Linked DNA regions of Mus musculus: region 1 is linked to region 2. A link is a loop called in an ENCODE intact Hi-C map of the cell type or tissue named here. Cell type or tissue: heart. All regions are shown on one strand.

The links. Peaks named below come from ENCODE experiments on the same cell type or tissue, not always from the same donor. Only the 100,000 strongest peaks of a DNase experiment are listed, where the experiment ranks them.
Region 1: a loop joins it to region 2, with 4 times the contacts of the local background. A loop is called at or near these places in 5 of 42 quality-filtered maps.

The regions. Positions count from the first base shown.
Region 1 is chr17:55,698,636-55,706,635 of GRCm38, forward strand. It overlaps Pot1b (protection of telomeres 1B), which reads right to left. Exons shown (of 17, transcript NM_028370.2): 3 at 7,471-7,517; 4 at 1,357-1,471. The coding sequence starts at 7,479. It also overlaps the pseudogene Gm18648. Among named protein-coding and RNA genes, the nearest start is that of Pot1b, 10 kb to the right of the region's middle. In heart, a CTCF peak has its summit at 3,998 (motif pointing right); no DNase peak of the experiment used is centred here.
Region 2 is chr17:56,006,035-56,014,034 of GRCm38, forward strand. Stap2 (signal transducing adaptor family member 2) reads right to left here and starts at 2,102. Exons shown (of 14, transcript NM_145934.3): 1 at 1,383-2,102. It overlaps Mpnd (MPN domain containing), which reads left to right and starts at 3,167. Exons shown (of 13, transcript NM_026530.5): 1 at 3,167-3,222; 2 at 3,296-3,552; 3 at 4,243-4,479; 4 at 4,954-5,077; 5 at 5,584-5,665; 6 at 5,832-5,928; 7 at 6,237-6,309; 8 at 6,382-6,458. The coding sequence starts at 3,216. In heart, CTCF peaks have their summits at 2,224, 3,437, 3,639 and 4,855 (motif pointing left); DNase peaks (open chromatin) are centred at 2,447, 3,157, 4,097 and 4,807; H3K4me3 peaks cover 3,577 bases; H3K27ac peaks cover 3,098 bases.

The sequences.
Region 1 (8,000 bases), 310 kb before region 2:
AAAATAGAATATGCTTACTTAAGAATGCCAGAGAAATATTACTCTTCCCTATTATTGTCTTTTAATAAAAAGATAGAACTATCACACTGCAAAAATCAACCTTAAAATATAAAAGGAAATAAATATAAATATTCTATACTGATTTTCTAGAGAAGTAATAACTTTTTAATCACTTTAAAGTCAAGAAAGTAGAAAGAAGTCTATCCTCATCAAATACCCCACAAAATAAATTAATGTAGACATTTTTAAATGAATGCATAACAGTGAATAAGGAAAACAAAGCAAAAAAAGGAAATAAACAAACATCTAAAAAAAAAGAAAGCAATGAAGTTCTAAAGAAATAGTATTTTCCACAGTAAAAGAAGATATGATCTAAAATATCCCCTTTCTGAAAATATTGACAGCCAGATGCAATGCACCTATGCTGTCTGTCACTCCTAAGATGAGAGAATTAGCAGGACACAGTCCAGTAGTTTTATAATGAACGAGAAAAGGACTAATAGCCCCATTTGTGGTGGGATATTACCAATACAGTCAGAGAAATTCAAAACCATTTGATTCTCCTTGTTTTCTATTTTGTTCAATGCTTTGCAATAGTGTGCAGATTCTCAAGTATGAAGGAAGAATAAAGGGATATTGACACTTACAACATACTTATCAAAGAAAAAGTGCATCGGAACATATGCCCTCCTACTGAAGAAATCAGGGTAGGGAATGTCTTATAGTTGGGGATCTAGTGCTGTGATAAAACACCATGGTCAAAAGCAACTTGGGGAAGGACGAGTTTATTTCACCACATAGCTTACAGTCTCACTGATGGAAGTCAGGGCAGGGACTGGAAGGAGATGATGCAGGGGCTGAGGAGATGGTCAGCAGGTGAATTATTTCATCACACAAAAATACTCTTTCACTTCCTCTCCCAACACACCTTATCATCTTGAAACAGTCTACACATTGTATCCATTAATGCATGCTATACTTACCTGGGTTTTTGTTTTTTCTTCCTGTTTTTCATTTTTGTGCCAGACTTGAAAATGACTGATGTGCGACTGTTACAGTACTGGAATGTTTAGTATTTGGTGACATATTTACCTTCATACACAAACTTAATACTTATGTTTCCATGTAACTTAACATCTTTCCAAAATTTTACTTGTATTGTGTTGAGCAAAACTCAGAAATCTAACGACTACATTCACTTCATAAATTAAAATGACTAAAGAACACACATCGGTATTGCTTGGCATCTGAAAATCAGGATTGAAAGTGTTCTGAGACCCAGGTCACAAAAGGAGTTGTGGTCCTGAGTTCCAACAGAGCTCTTGTCCATAAAACACCCGACATCTCAATACTTACCTGTTCCTTTGCTTAAGTACGGAGGCTTAAAGAACTTCACAACACCACAGACATTGACAACAGTGCCTTCCTTAAGTAGATTTAGGGGTGTGTATGTAGAAGGTGCTACTGGGGCCTAAAGAAAGAAAGAATAGCTGGTGAATTTAGCAGAATTTAGCAGGTGATTTACATTTTTCAATATTATGATAACACCTGTAAATTACCAAGCTTATATTATTTCACTTTAGAAGATTTATCCTGAAGAAAATGACTTCCTGGGGAAGAGGTAGTGACAATAGATAACAATGTACAGCTTCAGCATTCTGCTAGCAGCCTTCAGACGAAAATGTAGAACTCTCAGCTCCTCCTGCACCATGCCTGCCTGGATGCTGCCATGTTCCTACCTTGATGATAATGGACTGAACCTCTAAACCTAATATCAATTGCCTCCAAACATGGTGCTGGCAACGGCTTTGGTGATATCAACAGGTGGAAGAAAATGGCAGACTCAATGGAGTCAACTCCTCTGCCTTCAGTCGAGGATCAACTGGCTGTCCTTTGCCCTTCTCAGGAGCTTCTAGAGTACTATCAGAAGAAAATGGCTAATTGTGAGTCAGAGAATGAAGACCTGCTGAAGAAGCTAATCTCTACAGAGACGCTTGCGAAGAGCAGCATAAACGTGAGTGGAACTTGCAGCAGAGGGAGGAAGAGATTGCGGAATTGCAGAAAGCCCTAATATGCAGGTCTGCCTCTTCCAGGAAAGGGAACACGTTTTACAACTCTACTCAGAAAAAGACTGACTAAGAATCAGAGAACTGGAAGCCAAGAAAAAGATTCAGAAGCTGTTAGCTCTTGTGGGGCCAGGAGCTGGTCAGGTGACCTATTTTCATAAGGAGCCTCCCCACAAAGTCAGCATTCTCCTGAAGACTCTCCGGGCTGCAGATGTGTGTGAGCCTTCTGCTTCTAAAGCAGACCCTGGAGTAAGCAGAAGACAAGTAAGAATAAAGGACAAAGAGGACATTTCTGAGCGCAACCAGAGGGACACAGAGACACTCCTCCTGCAGGTGGAAGCATTTCAGGTGCAGCTGGGAGAGCAGATGAAGCTTTCTAGAGAGCAAGTTGAAGGGAAGGGCTCATGGATCAGAGTCGAGGATATCCAAGTTCAGCACCAGAGAAACCAAGAGAAAATTAAGGAGCTGACCAAGTCTCTCCATAATACCCAAGAACTGCTCTACGAGAACACCAAGGACTTTCTACAACTAAAATTTGAAAACCAAAATAAAGAGAAGGTATGGATGCTTGAGAAAGATCACCTGATGTCAAAGATTATGCAGTATAGAGCACACTGTAAGAAGAAAGAAAACAAACTTGGAAAAGTAGTTCCCATTTTACACGAGAGTCATCATGCTCAAAATGAATATACTAATTCTCCTAAGGATAAGCTAATACAAGAGAAAAAGCTATCCAACACGTACCAAGAACAGTACATTTCTCTAGAAGAAGAACTTGTTCGAATTCGGGAGGAAGGAGGAGGAAGGAGAGAGATCTTCAAGGATCACAAGATGGGTAAGCGCTTACAGATAATGACAAAGACCTATAATGCTGTGGAGCATTGAACAATCCTGGAAGTAGAAGGCTTCAAGCCAGACATTAAGGTTCTCCGACAGAAGCTGAGAGACCTGGAGCAAATGCTCTATAAGGCAACTATGAACAGCACCCATGGAAATCAGGACCTGGCCATGCTGTGTGAAGTCCGTGACAGCAACAGGAGAGCTCCTAAGACACGGGGAGAACTGAAGAACCTCAAGTCTACAGTGTTTGGTCTGGAGAATGAGCTTAGGCTGTGCCACTGTCTCCTTTCAGGGTTGGCTTCTGGAAACCTGAGGCAAGGTCTCCTGTTCCCAAAAAGCGGACATGGAGTTTTCCAGAGTAGTGGCATCAATTTTAATAAAGATGGTGTTAAGGGCATGATAGCTCACACCTATAATCCCAGCACTTGGGAATCTGAAGCAGGAGGATTGCTGCAAATTCATGGTACAGGCAGGTGGATCTCTGTGACTCATGGCCATGGCCACCCTGGTCTACAATAGTGACTTCTAGGCCATCCAAGGCTACTTAATGAGACCCTGTCTCCAAAAAAACCAAAAACAAAACCAGAGAGGAAAAGAAGAAAATCAGTGGCAAACCTGGCACTGGCAAAGCTGCCGTGGCAGACTGATGTCTCACCATCCTTTTATATATTGACAGGCTTTTGTCTTTAAAGTCGGTGATGTAGCTTATCTGGTGAAGTGCTGTCAAGCATACAGAAAGCCCTGGTTCTCTCACTAGCACCCCCTAAAGCCAGGTTTGGTGGCTCACCTATAGTCAGCACTGGAGAAAGGTACATGTAGGAGAACCTGAAGTTCCCATCCACCCTTGGCTATATGGTGAGTTCCAGGCTAGCCTGGGCTACATAAGACCATGTCTAAAAATGAAAACCAGAAACAAACAAACACACAGAAAAGAAAAGGAAAACTTAGGAAGAGCCATTTTGTTGAGCTTGGCTAAATGTCAGTGGGGGAATGTGTTTCCTGAAGACCAAAATCATTCACTCAAGTCATTCACTCAGGAATTACATACACATGGGCAGATTCACAGACTTAGCTGTGTTCTAAGTGACTGACCACCAGGGGGCAGCACAGCCCTTACTCTCAAAATTAGTCATAAAGAAAAAGGGTGTTAGAGTAGGCAAAACCAAAATGATAATTTATGTGAAAAAGTTTGGCATTTTATTCATATTTTTTAAATTAGTCAAATTAAGTATTTTCAATAAAATACGTGGTTTAAAATATAAAAAAAAAACAATGTACAGCTTCAGAAGATTATACTATTGATAACAACTAGTTCATCTATTGAAATCAATGCATCAGCCTATAACAGCTTAAATACTAATTATACTTCTTTAACAAGAAAGTATAAAAAAATCCATTAAAATTTAGAAGCTGGCAAGCTGGAAGACAATCCTTTCAACTCTGTGTGTCATCAACGTTACAGCTCTAAGAGTCTTCCTGACGGAGATGAGTGAGGGCATCTCTGGAAGCCCAGGGGGCGACCACAGCTCTGTGCTCTCAAGGACCTGGAGCCCATCAATTACCATGGAGCTCAGGAAAAGAAACAGAAAGAAAAGCCCTGGCCGAAGCTCTGAGAATGCATCCAGTATTCTAACGTTAACAAGCATGTCCCTGACACTGTGATGAGTGGGAGAGCTAGCAGAGCTTAGGGATATGAACCACTATTTACTCAAATGCACAAACAACAAAAACACTTTTAAATTATTAATTTGTCATTCCACAAAAATTAGTCACTACCCATTTAATAGGTAAGTTACTATTTTCAATATAAAATAATACATTGATTTTTATATATACTCAATTCTCTTACAAGTTAGGTTAATGTACCCTTCAATAAAAATTATCTGTAACTATTACACATAAATTCACTCAATAATTCCAAGTAAACAAGTAGTCAATCTGTCTTCCTTGATGACAGTACAACGTGGGGTCCCTAAGAGTAGTCTATAGAAGGTAGGAGGCACTGAAACCATTTTGAACTTAAGAGACAAACATATAGAGGGAAGAATTAACAGGGCTAGGTAAGGGGAATGATTAGCGAATGTGTATCACTGGTAGGTGGTAGCATGGAACAAAACAAAATCCACAGAGCAAACTGTACTTAAAAGCACTTGGACATAACTTTACATCAGGGATCTGCAAGCGATCTGTTGAGGTGATGCAAAAAGCTATGTCTCATATCTGTAACAAAAACATACACTTTTTATAGCAGCTTCCCATGTTCTAGGCTGATAACATGAGCTCATACTCCCTTTTGTGATGGTGCTAACTGGGGCATTTCATTGTTTTATGGTTAATAGTATAAGAACAAGAATATTCCTGCCCAGAATAACCTTGCAAACAGATCTTAAATGTGACCAGTGTTGCTACCAAGTAAGATTTTGTTTTCTGGTTTGAGGCACAGTCTCCTTGAGAGACCCAGTATGTGATCCTACTGCCTAATTCTCTTGAGTAATGGCATGCTAGGACCACAGCATGTGCCAGCACAGTTAAGCTAAGAGTTTTTTGGTTTGGGTGACTTTGTTTGTTTTTTAATAACTGTCACAAATGATCAACCTCTGCAGCATTAGATCACAGAGATCTAGGAAATCACTTTTAAATACACTAAAACATATTCATGTGGCAGCTGGAGGCTTTCTATTATAAACTATGATAATACACTAAAGATAATCTGATAACATCTTCAAAAAACACTCAGTATATGCATCCCCTATCTATATTTTGCAAAGACATGAAAGGCTTTTATTATGTCTTGCAGGCTTAAGACAAAGCTTGTTATAGAGTGAGGACATGTGTATCCAAGGACTAGGGACTAAAGAAGTAGCCCAGAGACAGCATTGACTGTCATTTGCAAGAGCCTAGGTTTAATGCCCAGAACCAACTGAACAATACAACAACCACAACCAGACCTCACAAACAAACAAAAACCCCATCAGTAAATCTTATATTCAGTGAAATATAATTTACAGCAGTGGATAAAAAGCAAGACAATATCTGCCTAAAATGTGAAAATCGGGGCTACAGGGCTGGAGAGATGGTCAGCAGGAAGCACTGGCCATGACTGTGTGAGGCTCGAGTACCGTGGTCAATGCTAGGTAGGTGTGCAGCTACCCTGCACTTACAATGCTCTGGAGACAGAGTCAGAGGATCTTGGGAGCAAGCTGACCAGCAGAACAAGAATTAGCGAGCTCTGAGTTTGATGAGACAGCATGCCTCAGAATATATGGTGGAGAGAGAGACAGAAAGACACCGGAACATCTGTTGTTGGCATCTGCATGTACTTCCCAGCTACACACAGTGGTTAAAGGCCACTTACTTGCAGAGGACCATGGCTTGGTTTCTAGCACCCATACTGAGTGGCTCACAAAACATTTATAACCTTAGTTCCATGAGATCCAATGCCTCTGGCCTCTGTGAGCACCTGCACAAAAGTGGTGCCCAAAAACTGAAGCAGGCGTACACACATACACGGAAATGCAAATAAATAAGCAATAAACATGAGTACCATTACATTATCAACACATTGCTTTCTTTGCAGGTTTACTCAGCTGTGAGTACAGGAGCTTTCTGTCTGCTGCATTAGACACCAAACTTTTTTTTTTTTTTTTTTTTTTTTTTTTTAGCTAACAGCTCATCTCTGCTCCTGATCTCTCAGTTCCTCAGACAAACCATTTGGAACAGAGCTATGAGGTCTGAAACTGCAATCGGCTTTCCACCAATTGTTAACATACATGTTAGCAAAGAGCAGATTAAAAAACAGATCCATATATTTGTGAGCTGTCAAGTGAAATACATTTCTTTTTTTTTCCATTTTTTATTAGGTATTTAGCTCATTTACATTTCCAATGCTATCCCAAAATTCCCCATACCCACCCCCCCCAATCCCCTACCCACCCACTCCCACTTTTTGGCCCTGGCGTTCCCCTGTACTGGGGCATATAAAGTTTGCGTGTCCAATGGGCCTCTCTTTCCAGTGATGGCCGACTAGGCCATCTTTTGATACATATGCAGCTAGAGTCAAGAGCTCCGGGGTACTGGTTAGTTCATAATGTGACACCAAACTTTTATAAAAAGCAAAAATTGGTTCTAAAAGAAAGTATCACAAATATAAAGGGTTTTATGGATATAATCTGTTAAATCACGGTGCATAAAAACTGATTGTAATACAAGCTGGCAAAAAACAGAAGAAATTAATTTGCCTGTGGCTTAAAATAATAAAAACTGAAATGTCTTCACAAAGCTTTTTTTTCTTCTTATGTCTGTAGAGCTTATGAGGAGATATTATACATAATGAAGATAACAAAACAATCAAATATTAGGTAAATATATGACTATAATATAACATCATCTTATAAAAAAAAGTACAGGTATCAGTTTTCTATTTTATTGTCACTAGAGAAAAATTCAAATAAAAAGTAGGCTAGTTGGACATCAAACTATAAAGTAGATCAAGTTATGAAGCAGATGGGTAAGTGTATGGATTCATGTCACTGTATATACTAAATGAAATTAAATATCACCTTACCGAAGACATTGCTCTGTGGAAAATCCCTTTACAGATTTACCCCAACCCTGAAAACAAAACAGACAAGGTTTATTTGTATGCATGTTACCTCCAAATATTTTGAATTACAGTTAACTGTAAACTTACTAGCACTCAAGTTCCCCATGGTGGCTCTTACAACTGCACCCTCCGCCTGCTTCCACTGGCATCTCAACTCAGCTGCACAGGCCCCACCCCAACTCAAACACACACATGCGCATAACTTAAAAAGTTCATATAGGTAGAAAATTGGCGTTGATACTTGTTTTTTTCACTTGCACAGAACCATCCCAGACTTTCCCCAAGTAGCAGTCATTTCATCTATAAATTTGATCATCTTCAATCTTATTTACTATGTTTTAATATCAAAAAAAGGCCACTGCAGGCCATATAAGGCCTTTGGTGATACTAAAACCATCAAATTGATCTGGAGGCTCAACTAAATCATATCAAAGCCTTTACCAAAGAGGCATTTACAGGTTTGGTAGGGAACAAAGTAGAAAAGGGGGAAG
Region 2 (8,000 bases):
TTTTGGTTACATTTACTGAGTGTATGGGTGTGGAGGTCAGAGGACAGTTTGTAGGTCCCAGGGATTAAATTCAGGTTATCAGGTTTGGTGCCAAGAGCCCTTTCCCACTAGGACACATCACCAACCCCTACACTGATATCATTCCCAGCCTGTGTATCCAGAGTGCCCTTATCACACTCACATCTAAGTACTTCCGTTATTTAATTTTAGTTTTCTTTCTTTTGCTTCATTGAGACATGGTCTCCTGTAGCCCTGCTGGCCTCCAGTTAAGTAGCTTAGAATGAACATCTGAACCTCCTGTCTCCTGAGTGTTGCTATGTCTGGTGTGCACCACCATGTCTAGGTTTTTGTTTTGGTAGTGGGTTTTTTAAAAAATATTTATTTATTTATGTGTGTGTGTGTGTGTGTGTGTGTACACTCACTGTCTCAGACACACCAGAAGAGGGCGTCGGATCCCATTACAGATGCTTGTGAGCCACCATGTGGTTGCTGGGAATTGAACTTGGGATCTTTGGAAGAGCAACCAGTGCTCTTAACCATTGAGCCATCTCTCCAGCCCTGTGGTGGTGGTTTTGATTTTTGTTTTTTGACTCTCGATACATAGCCCAAGTGATTTTTTAAAAAAGATTTTATCTATCTATTATATGTAAGTACACTGTAGTTGTCTTCAGATCTCATTACAGATGGTTGTGAGCCACCATGTGGTTGCTGGGATTTGAACTCGGGACCTCTGGAAGAACAGTCAGTGCTCTTAACCGCTGAGCCATCTCACCAGCCCCCCAAGCTGATTTTTAACTGCCTCAGCCTCTCAAGTGCTGAAATGACAGACAGGTGCGGGACAGCAGGCCTGACGTTCACTGCTTTTGGTACTTTGAAATTTTATAACAAACCGCAAACCAAGTCAGTTTATTTCTTTAGCTTTCTACTTTTTTTTTTTTTTTCCCCTTGTCGCTGTAGAAGCAACTCAAGCCCTTTGCACAACCTGAGTAAGTGCTCTATCGGTTACACACAGCCCTTCCCAGTGTGATTCTGCGCTGAGGTTCTGCCCTGACCACGCCCCCAGGCCCCCCACTAAGAACGGTCTTGAGAGGGCCTGGGCGCCTGGCTTGTGGTGGTAGTGTACCTGGCTCCTGGCTAGGACAAGGCTCTAAGGTCAATTCCAGTACAATTGATCAGTGTGTAATTGTAAATTTGGCCAGGCGTGGTAGTACATTTGGGTTTTCCCAGAACTTGGGAGGAAGAGACCGGAGCAGCCGTAGTTACATAGTAACTTGAGTCTAGTGCGGTCTGCCTGAGATGCTATTTTGGGGATGGGGGGGTGGGGGGTGGCGGAGGTTCAAGACAGGATTTCTCTGAATTGCCCTGGCTGTCCTGGAACTCACTCTGTAGACCAGGCTGGCGTTGAATTTAGAAATCCACCGGCTTCTGCCTCCCAAGTGCTAGGATCACAGGCCACCACTGCCCTGCGAGATGCTATTTTCAAAAGGCAAAGGCAGAACAGATTGTGAACTCATTTTCTTCAGTTCCCAGCTAGGGCACCTGGACTTTACACAGGTAAAAGGGTGGAGATGGGGACCCAGATAGTGGCTGTGAGTGGCACAACCTTCCTTTATCTTCAACCAATGTTATCTTTAGGTTTCTGTACATTGTCAAGCCACAGTAGTTGCTTCAAAGTGTCAAAGGCCACAGGGGAGCTAGGTGTGGGGATGCAAGCCTATGACGTAAGCAGGAGGGGGCTGAGCAGGAGGATCACTGCAAGTGGAAGGAAGGAAAAGAAAAATTAGCCGGGAGCCAAGGACTGTTGTAGCGCAAGGATAGGATGTGGCAGTAGTTACATCATAGAAAAGTCCCTTTTGGATCGAGGTGGAAGATAAACAGGATGAAAACGTCCAGTGAGCAGAACTTGGAGCCTCTCTCAAGGCTTTGCCTGTTTACAAGATGGTTAGACCTGCATATTGTGCCGGGACTTGGAAGCGGTAAACTATGGAGCCCAAAGTCTGGTGGCCTGGGCTAAGGGAAGAGTGGTTCTCGGACTGGTGAGATGGCTCAGTGGGTAAGAGCACCCGACTGTTCTTCCGAAGGTCAGGAGTTCAAATCCCAGCAACCACATGGTGGCTCACAACCATCCATAACGAGATCTGACTCCCTCTTCTGGAGTGTCTGAGGACAGCTACAGTGTACTTACATATAATAAATAAATAAACAAATCTTAAAAAAAAAAAAGAATGATTCTCATTACTCAGACCTTTCCAGAGCATCCTGCCTCTTTCCCCAGTTTGAGGCCACCCGGATTTTCAGACCTCCCTGGGTTGGGGTAATCTGTGATGAAGGACAAATCAGGATGAGAACAAAGGCCCAGGGCCTTGGGCGCCTAGTAACACCGCCCCTTCCCGCTCGCTGATTACACGTGAACGCCGATTGGCTGAGTGGGAACCATCCCTTGTCGCTGATTGGATGCTGGAGGCACCTGGTGATTGGCTGATGAGAACTGCCATTGGGCTGAGTTAACCCTAGAAAGGCTAAAGCTGGCCAGGCTCAGACCTTTCGATCCAGCTATAACGCGCAGCTGCTTTCCTAAAGCGGCTCTACATTTCTTACAAACCTGTTTCTTCCCTGCTCCCAACCATCAAGGGCTCTGCCTTTAGCTAGCGCACTAGCCTCACTAGCAGCTTCCTTCATCGCTGCTGTAGGCTGAGGGAATCATGAGCTCCAGGATGCAGCCCCACTAAGGGAGTATAGTCCCCCTGAGAGCAGGGGATGGGGGGCGGCGTCCTGAGTCTGTTTTTCCCTCTAGTTCACCATCTGCTTCAGTTTCCCTTGTGTCCCAAGGTCTTCCCTCATTTCTTTAACTGCGCGTGGGCAGGCCCAAGACCTAAGGTTTCCATCTCTTTCCTGAAAGCTGAGCCACTCCTGCTCAGGGATCAAAGTTGCAACCTAGTAGCTGGTGGCCTCGAGTATGGTATCTCTAGTCCCTGAATGAGAAGGTCCTGGGCCTGTTTCCTTCTCCAGGTCTCCCCCAACCTCCAGCTTTAGTTTCGCCAAATTGCACCGGATCGCTCCAACTCCAGTGCAAGCACAACCCAACCGCTCCGTATCCCCTCCGCCCCCGGCGGGCCAAACCTCCCCACCCATTTTCAGTAACCAATAGACTGCTGTGTCCCCGCGCGGGGAGGAGCCCGTTCACTCGGAGGAGGCTGTGCCGGGACACAGCGTCCATGGCAGGTAGGATGGTCCGCGCAGGCGGGGACGGGGCAGCGGGACGCGACCTCTGCAGCCAGTTGCTATTTCGCTGCAGCTCCCGAGTCTCTGTCTCCCGGGGCCACGGCCGAGGAGGCGCCGGAGGAGGATGAGGACGACGCGGAGGCCGAGGACCCCGAGCGCGGGACGGGTAGCGGAGGGCGCAGCGGCAGCCTCGGTGGCAGCGGAGGCGGCACGGCAGGGCCTGGGATGGCCCTAGGGGGCGCGCTCACGAGGCGCGCGGTCACGCTTCGGGTGCTGCTCAAAGACGAGCTGCTGGAGCCCGGTGAGGGGGTGCTATCCATCTACTACCTGGTGAGCGACCCCCGGAGACCGTTCATGTCCTCCACTGCTAGCGTATAAAGAGAAACTGAAGCCCAGAGGAACCGTGTTAATCACAATGCCACATAGCTATAACCACTGCCATCTGGGTGTGTCCGCGGGCAACCAATCTGTGTGATTGCGGCTTCCCCATCTGTAAAATGAGGCCTTCCTTCCCAGGCTCTCTATGAAGATGATGGCTTCAAAACTGTGTACTGTTATTTAAAATGATCGCCCAAAAAACTCTTTGTGATACCAAGAATGGAAGGGAGCTTTACCCCTGACTATGCCCCCAGCCCCCTCACTGCGGGATTCTAAGCAGGGGGTCAATTCCTGACCTTGCACCCAACCAACCCCTCACTTGGGAATTTTAGGCAGGAGTTCTACCTCTGAGAACAGTCTTATTAAGTATTCCAAGCAGGTTCTGAAGTTGTGTGCTTCCTGCCTCAGCTTCCCCAGTAGTTGGGCTGACAGGCCTGGGCCGTTATGCCTGCTCTGGCTGCCATTACTTAATTTTAAAGTTGTGCATCTGGGTGTGGAGTGCCAGGAGTACTGGTGTGAAAGATGGAGTTCCTGTGACAGTACCTCTTGGGAGCCTTAGAAGAACAAGGACGCCAAGCCTCAGGGAGAAAGGAGTTAGGAATCACTAGGACTGAAGTGTTTCAGCCCCCTCTGTCGCTGCAGGGCAGGAAGTTTACTGGGGACCTGCAGCTGGATGGCAGGATCGTGTGGCAGGAAACTGGACAAGTCTTCAACTCACCCAGCGCCTGGGCCACACACTGCAAGAAGCTCGTCAACCCAGCCAAGAAATCTGGCTGTGGCTGGGCCTCTGTCAAGTACAAGGGCCAGAAGCTGGACAAATACAAGGCCGCCTGGCTTCGCCGGCACCAGCTACATATGCCTGTAGCTACGGCCGATGAGGTAGGAAGTACGTGCCTTCCACCTTGCGCTGTGGGGATGAGGTTGCAAAGGCCGTGGGGCAAGATAGAGTCTGATGTGATTCAGCAAGACGGCCTGAATTCTGAAGCACGGGAAGGAGGAAGGCAGGGAGGGGCAAGCAAGGCCAGGAGGGCCTCCTGGGCTGCCCGGAGGACTTGGGCTTTGATCCTGAAGGAGGTGGGGGTCATGAATACTATTGGCAGAGGGAACTGCTGCAGGGAGACTGTCAGGGGAGAGACAGGGCTCCGAGACAGTCAGTCTCACCCGAAGTAGTACAGCCAGGAGAAGACAGGCTGAATCCCAAGCGTGGGGAGAATCCGCACCTCGGACACCTCTGCTCACCGTCGCCCTCTGGCGGTTGGTCCAGGCAATGGCACCTCGGGCTCAAGCCTGGGCTCCAGTTTGTACTGAGTGAAGCTCCCAGCTGATGTTGTTGCTACACTCCATTCCCACCAGAGTCCCACCAGTGAAGGGGAGGAGGAAGAACTGCTGTTGGAGGAGGAGGAAGAAGATGTGCTGGCTGGGGTCTCATCAGAGGACAAAGGCCACAGACCCCCTGGGAAGGGTTCCTTGGAGCCAGGTGAGGGGCCAGGGCAGAGGCACTATGATGTGGGAAGATGGCTTTGATGTTTCTTAGGCCTGGGGAATCCTGAATCCTGATTCATATTCATATTCTCTCTCTCTCTCTCATTCTCTCTCTCTCTCTCTCTCTCTCTCTCTCTCTCTCTTTCTGTCTGTCTCTGTCTCTGTCTCTCTCTCTCTGAGACAGGTTCTCATTGTAGCCCTGACTGGCTCAGAACTCACAGAGATGCATCCTCTGAGTGCTAGGGTTAAGGGCATGTATTATCTATTTATTGTGATGGGGCATGTAGATCAGAAGTTGGGTCCCTTCTTCCACCATGTGGGGTCTAGGAATCAAACTCAGGTCATCACACTTGGTTGCAAGATCTGCTGAGCCATCTCGCTGGCCCTGCTTCCTCTGGCTCCCTTGGGCATCCTTGCTTCTATGCGAAGAGAAGAGAGCAGAGGGCTTACAGTGACTTCTCTCTCCCTCCCCCTCTCCTCTCCCCCCATCCCTTTCTCCAGAGGCCACACCCCCAGGGAAGCGTATGGACAAGGTGCCAGTGCCCATCCGTTACTGCATGCTGGGCAGCCGAGACTCCGCCAGGTCAGTTACATCATCTGCCCTGGTCCTGGCTTCCCTGGAATCCTTGGTTGGTTTGATCCAGCAAAGGCAGGGCCTGGAGTCCTTGGCTGCTGAGAGTACTCAGGACGGGTGGAGGTGGGAAAGAGCCTGAGTTCCTAAAGCCCTGGGACCCTCCTGACTACTCCAGGAACCCCCACACTCTGGTAGAAGTAACATCCTTTGCTGCCATCAACAAGTTCCAGCCATTCAACGTGGCCGTTTCCAGTAATGTGCTGTTCCTCTTGGTAAGTGGCTAAAGTCAATTTGCCTGGTCACCTTCCATGTCTAGGAACAAGGAACTCACTGACCTTCCTGGGTGAGGGACACTGAAGAGATATACAGAAAGCACTCAGTAAGGGCTTACTATTAGTAAATAATACGTGCTCATTTAGGAATGGACCCCACTGCCTTTGCACATGCTAGGTGCCTACATGCTCACCAGTGAATTACATCCTTAGGTTAAATGGTAGGTGCTTGATAAATGCACATAGGCTAACTCCTGCATTGAGATAGGAAGTGCAATCTCAGCCAGCCTTCCCTATTTTGTCCCCAGGACTTCCACTGTCACCTGACTCGGAGTGAGGTCGTGGGCTACCTTGGTGGTCGCTGGGACATCAACAATCAGAGTGGGTACTGGGCCTGGGTGGACAAGGGTGTAACTGGGGCAGGACTGATGGCTTCTTGTTGGTACCCCACAGTGCTGACCGTGCTGAGAGCCTTCCCCTGCAGGAGTCGGCTGGGGGACACTGATACTGCAGCCACGGTTGAGGAGGAGGTGAGGGCTTGGGGGTTGGGGGGCAGGACAGTGGCCATGTTCTGCAAATGTTGAAATGAGTGTCGGTGCCCATGTCTGGGGTAGAAATGCTGGCTCTGAGCTTTATAGCCTAGATTATGGCCTCCTTCTGCCACTCTTTTGAATACTGGGAGGATAGGCCTACTCCTGTGCCGAGATGTAATTTCGTTTTGTTAGTTTAATTTTTAGATGCCATAGGGTTTCTCTGTGTAGCGCTGGCTGTCCTGGAACTCATTCTGTAGACTGTGGGTCTGGCCAGGCTGGCTACAAACTCATAGATCCATGTGCCTCCTGTCTCCTGAGTGCTGAGATTAAAGGCATGCATGCACCATCACTTGTACAATCCTACATGTAACTTTCTTTTTAATCTAATGGCCTTTTTTTTTTTTTTTTTTCCGTTTTTTTTTTTTTTTTTTTTTTTTTTTGAGACAGGGTTTCTCTGTAGCCCTGGCTGTCTGGGAACTCACTCTGTAGACCAGGCTGGCCTTGAACTCATAAATCCACCTGCCTCTGCCTCCCAAGTGCTGGGATTAAAGGTATGCACCACCACTGCCTGGCTAATCTAATGGATTTAAAAAAAAAAAAAGATTTTATATATATGAAAACACTGTCCTTGTCTTCATACACACCAGAAGAAACCATCAGATCCCATTACAGATGGTTGTTAGCCACCATGTGGTTGTTGGGAATTGAACTCAGAACCTCTGGAAGAGCAGTCAGTGCTCTTAACTGTTGAGCCATCTCTCTAGCCCCCTATATGCAATCTTAAAAGGGTCTTCATATCTTCTGTATGGTGTTTTGCCTGAATGTCTGTGCATTATGTGTGTGCTTGGGGCCTGTGGAGGTATTAGAGGGCACTGGATCCCCTGGAACAGGCGTTATAGATGGTTGTGAGCCACCATGTGGGTGCTGAGAACTGAACCCAACAAGTGCTTTTTGGGGGTTTTCAAGGCAGGGTCTCTGTGTATAGCCCAGGCCATTCTGAAACTCACTCTGTAGACCAGCGTAGCCTCAAACTCTGAGATCTACCTGCCTCCATCTCTTGAGGGCTGTGGTTAAAGGCATGCACCACCAATATTTGCTTGTTTTATATTGTGCAAGAGTGTTATGCTTGTATGGTTGCACTGTCCATGCCTATGGTTCAGGGATGCCAGATGAGGGTGTCAGATCCCCTAGACATGGAGTTACTGATGATAGTTGAAACTTCATGTGGGTGCTGAGAACTGAACTCAGGTCCTCTTAACCACTGGACCATCTTTGCAGCTGCCAGATGCTCCCCCCCCCCTTTTTTTTTCTTTTTTTAAAGATTTACTTATTTTAGGTATGTGAAAACACTGTCACTGTCAGAAGAGGGCATTGGACCCCCATTACAGATGGTTGTGAGCCACCCTGTAGTTGCTGGGAATTGAACTCAGGACCTCTGAGAGAGCAGTCAGTGCTCTTAACCATTGAGCCATCTCTCCAGCTTCTTGCTTTTGTGTTTTGAGACAGGGTTTCTCTGTGTAGCCCTGGCTGTCCTGGAAC